Linked DNA regions of Mus musculus: region 2 is linked to region 1. Evidence: chromatin loops called from intact Hi-C (ENCODE). Cell type or tissue: left cerebral cortex. All regions are shown on one strand. Each heading gives the region's core, and the rest is flanking DNA. Links, peaks and the distances in the headings are about the cores only. Region 1 has its middle 110 kb from the start of Chd6. Region 2 holds the start of Gm14246 (a long non-coding RNA gene).

Region 1 (2,917 bases), core at 132-2,631:
GAGGTGAACACTGCTAAGCCATGTCTTCCTTCCCACACTGAGCCTCCCACCAGTCAGCCTCAAAGCCGGCCAGCACAGGACAAACAAGGACTGCCAGGAGTGCCAAGGGCAGCACAGACCTCAGAAACACTGAGGAGGAGAAAGACAAAGAGGCCAGGTCTCTCAGGGATGTAAGAGAGAACTGGCCCAAGGTGATCCGCTCATCCCTATCTGCCCAGGTTTGTTGGATTGTAGCGCTGAAAATCTCCCATCTTGGGAAGCCATCACTCCTCGTTTTAAAAGTAGTATTCTGCCTTCCAGGGTTATCTCCATTCTCAGGGCCAGTCAAGCAAGGTTGGTTCGTCACCCAGACTCAGGTCAGCTTGTTTTGTCCGCCAGAGGATGTGATCAGAGGCAGACAGGGTTGTTGGGGATTTTTCCAGAAGCCGCATGAACGTTACAGTTCAAATAATCAAACTGTGAGACTCCATTCAAGCATAAAGACACCAAAGGGGGAGCTGAAAAGAAAGGAGTCCCTACCACGAGCAAGATTCCAGGTCAGGAGCCAGACACACACACACAAATTCAGATAGGTAGCTATCAGGTTTGCTGTATTTTCCAGCTCCTACCATACTGCCTGGAGCCCTGAAATGGACAGATGGATTCATGCATGCATGCAGTCACGCATGCCCGGGCCATCATGTCTAAATACTAGCTTCTCTGCAGCTTTCGGGCAGAGCCTCACACAAACAAGTCTAATTTCAATGTTGCAACTGCTGGGGGACCAGCTGGATACCTGGAAGAAGACCTAGGAAGAAGGATGGGGAAACCTCGTAAGTCTGGCTTCTGCCAGAAAGAACAATCAAGAGTTTGATGCAAAAGGACTCCTGGTGCTGGTGTTTTGCGGCAGTTTGTCCCTGTGGCAGTTTGACCAGCCAGCCATTTTCCTTCCCTTAAGCTTGATGTCCCAGACTCTGACAAACATGACCAAGAGAGCAAGGCTTATACGGAGCCCGTTTCAAACGGCCTCATTGTGAGGAGCTCTCCAGCAGCCAAAGTTGAAGATTACTTAAGAAATATGTTCACTGGGTAATCACTTCAAACTTGTAGAGAACTTCTGACTAACTGTTCCAGCCACTGCTGGCAGTTTCTCTGTAGTCGGGACTGGGAAGCAGCAGCAGCGCCATCTTGTGGCGCTTTTGAGAACACCACGGGTCTACGTCTGTCCCTTCAGCTGTCTGATGTGTACCCGTGCTTTCTGAAAATTCACAATTTTATCTTAATAAGGATATCTTGTCGGGCTGCTTTGCAATCTGGTCCACTCACTTCTCAACCTTTATAAAAATAGAAAAAAAAGTAAAAATCAATGCCCCAATTCAGAGTGGTTGCAACACTGTGTAACCTTGATATTTTCAAGAAAACTCGATTCAGACAGGCCTGGTGGCACACACCTATAATCCCAGAACTTGAAAAACTAAGGCAGGGAGATTGCTATTAATTTGACACCATCCAGGACTAACTTTTCTGTCTCAAAAATACTACTATTAAACAGAAAACAAAAATTCTACTTCCCGCAGGGCATGGTGGCACACACCTTTAACCCCAGCACTTGGGAGGCAGAAGCAGGCGAATTTCTGAGTTCGAGGCCAGTCTGGTCTACAGAATGAGCTCCAGAACAGCCAGGGCTACATAGAGAAACCCTGTCTCAAAAAAATAAAATAAAATACAATCTACTTCCCTGAGAAATACACATTGCTCTACCTGGCATATGCGCTGGTTCAGATCCAAACTATAGAAAGGTCACAGTTCACAAGCCATCCACTGTCTGCCCACGGAGACACGGTGTTGCCTGTTTGCCTCTATTGACTACCACCTTAGTTTTGAGATGTGATCTCTCACTGAGCCTGGAAGTCGATTGTTCAACAAGACTGGCCACCTAGCAAGCCCCTGGAGACCTCTTGTGTCATCCCCTCTACATGTGTACTTCACCACGCATGGACCCACACTTGGATTTTTTTATTAGGTATTTTCTTCATTTACATTTCCAATGCTATCCCAAAAGTCCCCCATACCCCTCCCCACTCCCCTACCCACCCACTCCCACTTCTTGGCCCTGGCGTTCCCCTGTACTGGGGCATATAAAGTTTGCACGACTAATGGGCCTCTCTTTCTACTGATGGCCAACTAGGCCATCTTCTGATACATATGCAGCTAGAGACATGAGCTCTGGGGTACTGGTTAGTTCATATTGTTTTTCCACCTATAGGGTTGCAGACCCCTTTAGCTCCTTGGGTACTTTCTCTAGCTCCTCCATTGGGGGCCCTGTGATCCATCCAATAGCTGACTGTGAGCATCCACTTCTGTGTTTGCTAGGCCCCGGCATAGTCTCACAAGAGACAGCTATATCTGGGTCCTTTCAGCAAACTCTTGCTAGTGTATACAATGGTGTCAGCGTTTGGAGGCTGATTATAGGATGGATCCCCGGATATGGCAGTCTCTAGATGGTCCATCCTTTTGTCTCAGCTCCAAACTTTGTCTCAGTAACTCCTTCCATGGGTGTTTTGTTCCCAATTCTAAGAAGGGGCAAAGTGTCCACACTTTGGTCTTTACAGGTGTGCTGGGGATCTGCTCAGGTCCCCATGTTTATACAGCGGGCGCTTTACCAGCTGAACTCTTTCCTCGGACTCCAAGATGGCTTTTCTCTTTTTTTTTTAAACTAACAAGAGCATTCATTCACTTAATAAATATTAATGGAGTGCCCACTATATCCCAGGCCCTGTAGGTGGTGGATATACAGGAAAAGAAAAACAAACATGAGAACTATCTGTTATGGCACTTATAGTCCAAGCGAAGAGATGTTATAAACCAAGAGATTATTGAAATGCTAATGCCAAAGAGAAAGTGCCAGTACAGACATAGATATAACGGGTCAAGGAGC
Region 2 (2,917 bases), core at 149-2,648, 1.5 Mb before region 1:
TGCATACCCTATTTATCCTACCTTTTAAGTATGGCTGGGACTCCATTGTCTTTGTGCCAGCATCCTTTACTTATCCCTAAATGAAGAACAAGGTATGATGAAGAAAGAACCTTACTCTTGTGCTTGGGTACTGTTAGGTAGCAACATACATTGACTGGCACAATGTGGGAGTACAGCCCATCTCTACTATCAAATAGTAAATGCTCAGGACAGAGTAAGGCCAGGAAAGCAGAGTTCTTGGAGCGTGAGTGTAGGAACAGGGCAACTGAGAAAGTTCTATAATACTATGTATGGTGGTTTAAATAAGAATGGCCCCCATAGGCTCATATATTTGAATGCCTAGTCATCAGGGAGTGACACTCTTTGAAAATGATTAGGAGGAGTGGCCTTGTTGGAGGAAGTGTATCCAACTAGGGGTGGGCTTTGAGGTTTCAAAGGCCCATGCCAGGCCCAGTCTCTCTCTCTTGGCCAGTGGTTCAGGATGTAGCTCTCAGCTACTCCTGTGGAGCCATGTTCTCTGCCATGATGATAACGGACTAAGCCTCTGAAACTGTAAGCCAGCACCGATGAAATGCTTTCTTTTATAAGAATTGCCTTGGCTGTGGTGTCGCTTAGCAGCACTAGAATAGTGTCTAAGACTCGCTGTATTCTGTCTTCTCATTGCCTGTCCTCTGTGCTCATTTGAAGATGATCAGCATCTTCATGCCGAGGATGTCAAATTCTGGAGTTAAGAGCACATGCTATTTCTCCAAGGGACCTGAGTTCTAGCACCCACGTCTGGCAGCTCACAAACACCTACAACATCAGCCTTTTTGGGCACTAGCATGCACTCATGCTCACACACATGTGTGTGCACATAGAATATCAGTTTCTTACAGAGTTCAAGAGCTATATGGCATACTCCTTACAGTCTGTTCCTATCCTTTGATACCGACAAGGAAAAGAGCATGGTGTGTGTTAAGTGGTATGGGGAACTAGTATGATAGCCTATAATTTCAACACTTGGGAAACAGGCAGGAGTATTCTCAATTTCAGCTAAGCTTGGGCTATACAGCAAGACCCACCAAAGTTAGTAAATAAATAAATAAACAAAAATTGTCATTGGAGTCTTAGTTAGGTCTCTATTGCTATAATAAAGCACCATGATCAAAAATAACATGGGGGAGGAAAGGGTTTATTTTCGCTTACATCATAGTTCAACAATGAAGAAAGTCAGAGCAAAAGTCTGGAGGCAGGCACTGAAGCAGAAGCCATGGAGAAAGGCTGCTTAGGCTCTTGCTCCCTATGGCTTGCTCAGACTGTTTTCTTATGTAACCCAGGACCACCAGCCCAGGGGCGGTACCACCCACAGTGATCTGGCTCTCCTACTTCAATCATAAACCAATTAAAGGCTCCAGTTCACAGTCCAATCGGCTGGTGGCATTTACTCAGTTGAGCTTCCCTCTTCTGAAATGACTCTAGCTTGTAGCAAGTTGATGAAACACTACCAGGTTCACAGGAAATCCATCAGAGGTAAATCTGGTTGGCTGTGGTAGGGGCTGAAGTAGCAACAGCTGGAGTGGAGGTGGTAAGTCAGACCCAGAAGTCTACTACAGGATGAAGCCCAGCATTAGCTAGCACTGAAGCAGGAACTCAGGCACTAGAGTAGAGGTTCTCAACCTAGGGTCATGACCCCTCTGGCAAACCTCTATCTCCAAAAATATTTACATTACGGTTCAGAACAGTAGCAAAGTTATAATTGTGAAGTAGCAGTGACATTAATTTATGGTTGGGGGTCACCACAGCATGAGAAACTATACTAAGGAGTTGCAGCATTAAGAAGGTTGAGAGCCATTGCACTAAAGTGAGACAGGGTCCTATTTATAGGCTGAGAAACTAGCTAAGAGTAAGACCAAAAAGGGCCCAGAAAACAGTGTTTAGATATTCAGCTCTTTCATGGGGCCATTGATCAGATTGATCTAATAGCTGTCACAGTATCCTTCAACCAAGGCCTCTTAAATCCATTGTGACCAAGGGCAGGGCTGACCATGGTATCTGAGAAAAGAATGGAGCCAGTGTGACCCAGTGGAGGCAGATTGTCTTTTGGGGAAGATGTTTGTGGGATGGTCTGAAGGAGAGTAGTTACGAACATTTGCTCTGGAATAGGATGCTATGTGGCTTTAGGCAATGTTAAGATTGGTGCTTTGGGTTTTGGTTTTCACGTCTGAAATCTGAGGCTAAGAATGACTCTCACGTAGACTTGTAAATACTTTATATGGTGTGCGACATATGACAAATGATCAATGAATGGTAGTTTTTAACTACAGCTATCATTATCAAGCTGGGAAGAAACACTGTTGTGAGGAAGATAGGGGATGGTGACTTAGCCATCGATGACACCGGGAATAACAAGCAATATGTAATTTCTTCCTCTGGCTTCCACTAATATATGGCTGTTTGGCATGAGTGTGTAGGGCTGCTTTGATTGGCAGATGCCTTGGTATACAGCTCACTAGAGTCACTGTTTTGAGTATCTTTCTCATAGAACCAGTCAGGATAATCCAGGTTACGCTGCAGTAACAAAGGACTCCCAAATTGCTGTGGCTTAACACACAAAGGTTTACGTATCGGATCTCACGACATGGCTACTTGGGATTGGCAGGAAGCCCACAACGTCTTTCTTATTCCGGAGCCGAGGCTGATGGGACATCTCCTGTGTGAAACATGGCAAAAGCAAAGTCAGGAATGACCTCTTGCTGCTCACAAAGCTTCCATCTGGAAGGGTCTGCTGGTCAAAAAAAGCTCCTGGGTCAGTCATGTCAAGGGGATAGGCAAGTGTCCCTGGAAGAGGAACTGAAACCATTCACTGTGCAGGAATAATGGCTACCACACTCTCTTAATTTCCTAGTGTATTTCTCAGGGAGAATAGGCTCACTCT

What was found. Peaks named below come from ENCODE experiments on the same cell type or tissue, not always from the same donor. Only the 100,000 strongest peaks of a DNase experiment are listed, where the experiment ranks them.
Region 2: it touches region 1 in a loop (2.6-fold over the local background); 3 of 42 quality-filtered maps call a loop at or near these places.

Annotation. Positions count from the first base shown.
Region 1 is chr2:161,213,110-161,216,026 of GRCm38, reverse strand. No RefSeq gene overlaps it. Among named protein-coding and RNA genes, the nearest start is that of Chd6, 110 kb to the right of the region's middle. In left cerebral cortex, for the core only: a CTCF peak has its summit at 1,167 (motif pointing left); a DNase peak (open chromatin) is centred at 1,166.
Region 2 is chr2:162,673,447-162,676,363 of GRCm38, reverse strand. It overlaps 9430021M05Rik (RIKEN cDNA 9430021M05 gene), which reads right to left. Exons shown (of 4, transcript NR_033569.1): 4 at 1,160-2,692. Gm14246 (a long non-coding RNA gene) reads right to left here and starts at 350. Exons shown (of 3, transcript XR_375193.4): 1 at 1-350. In left cerebral cortex, for the core only: no CTCF peak of the experiment used is centred there; no DNase peak of the experiment used is centred there.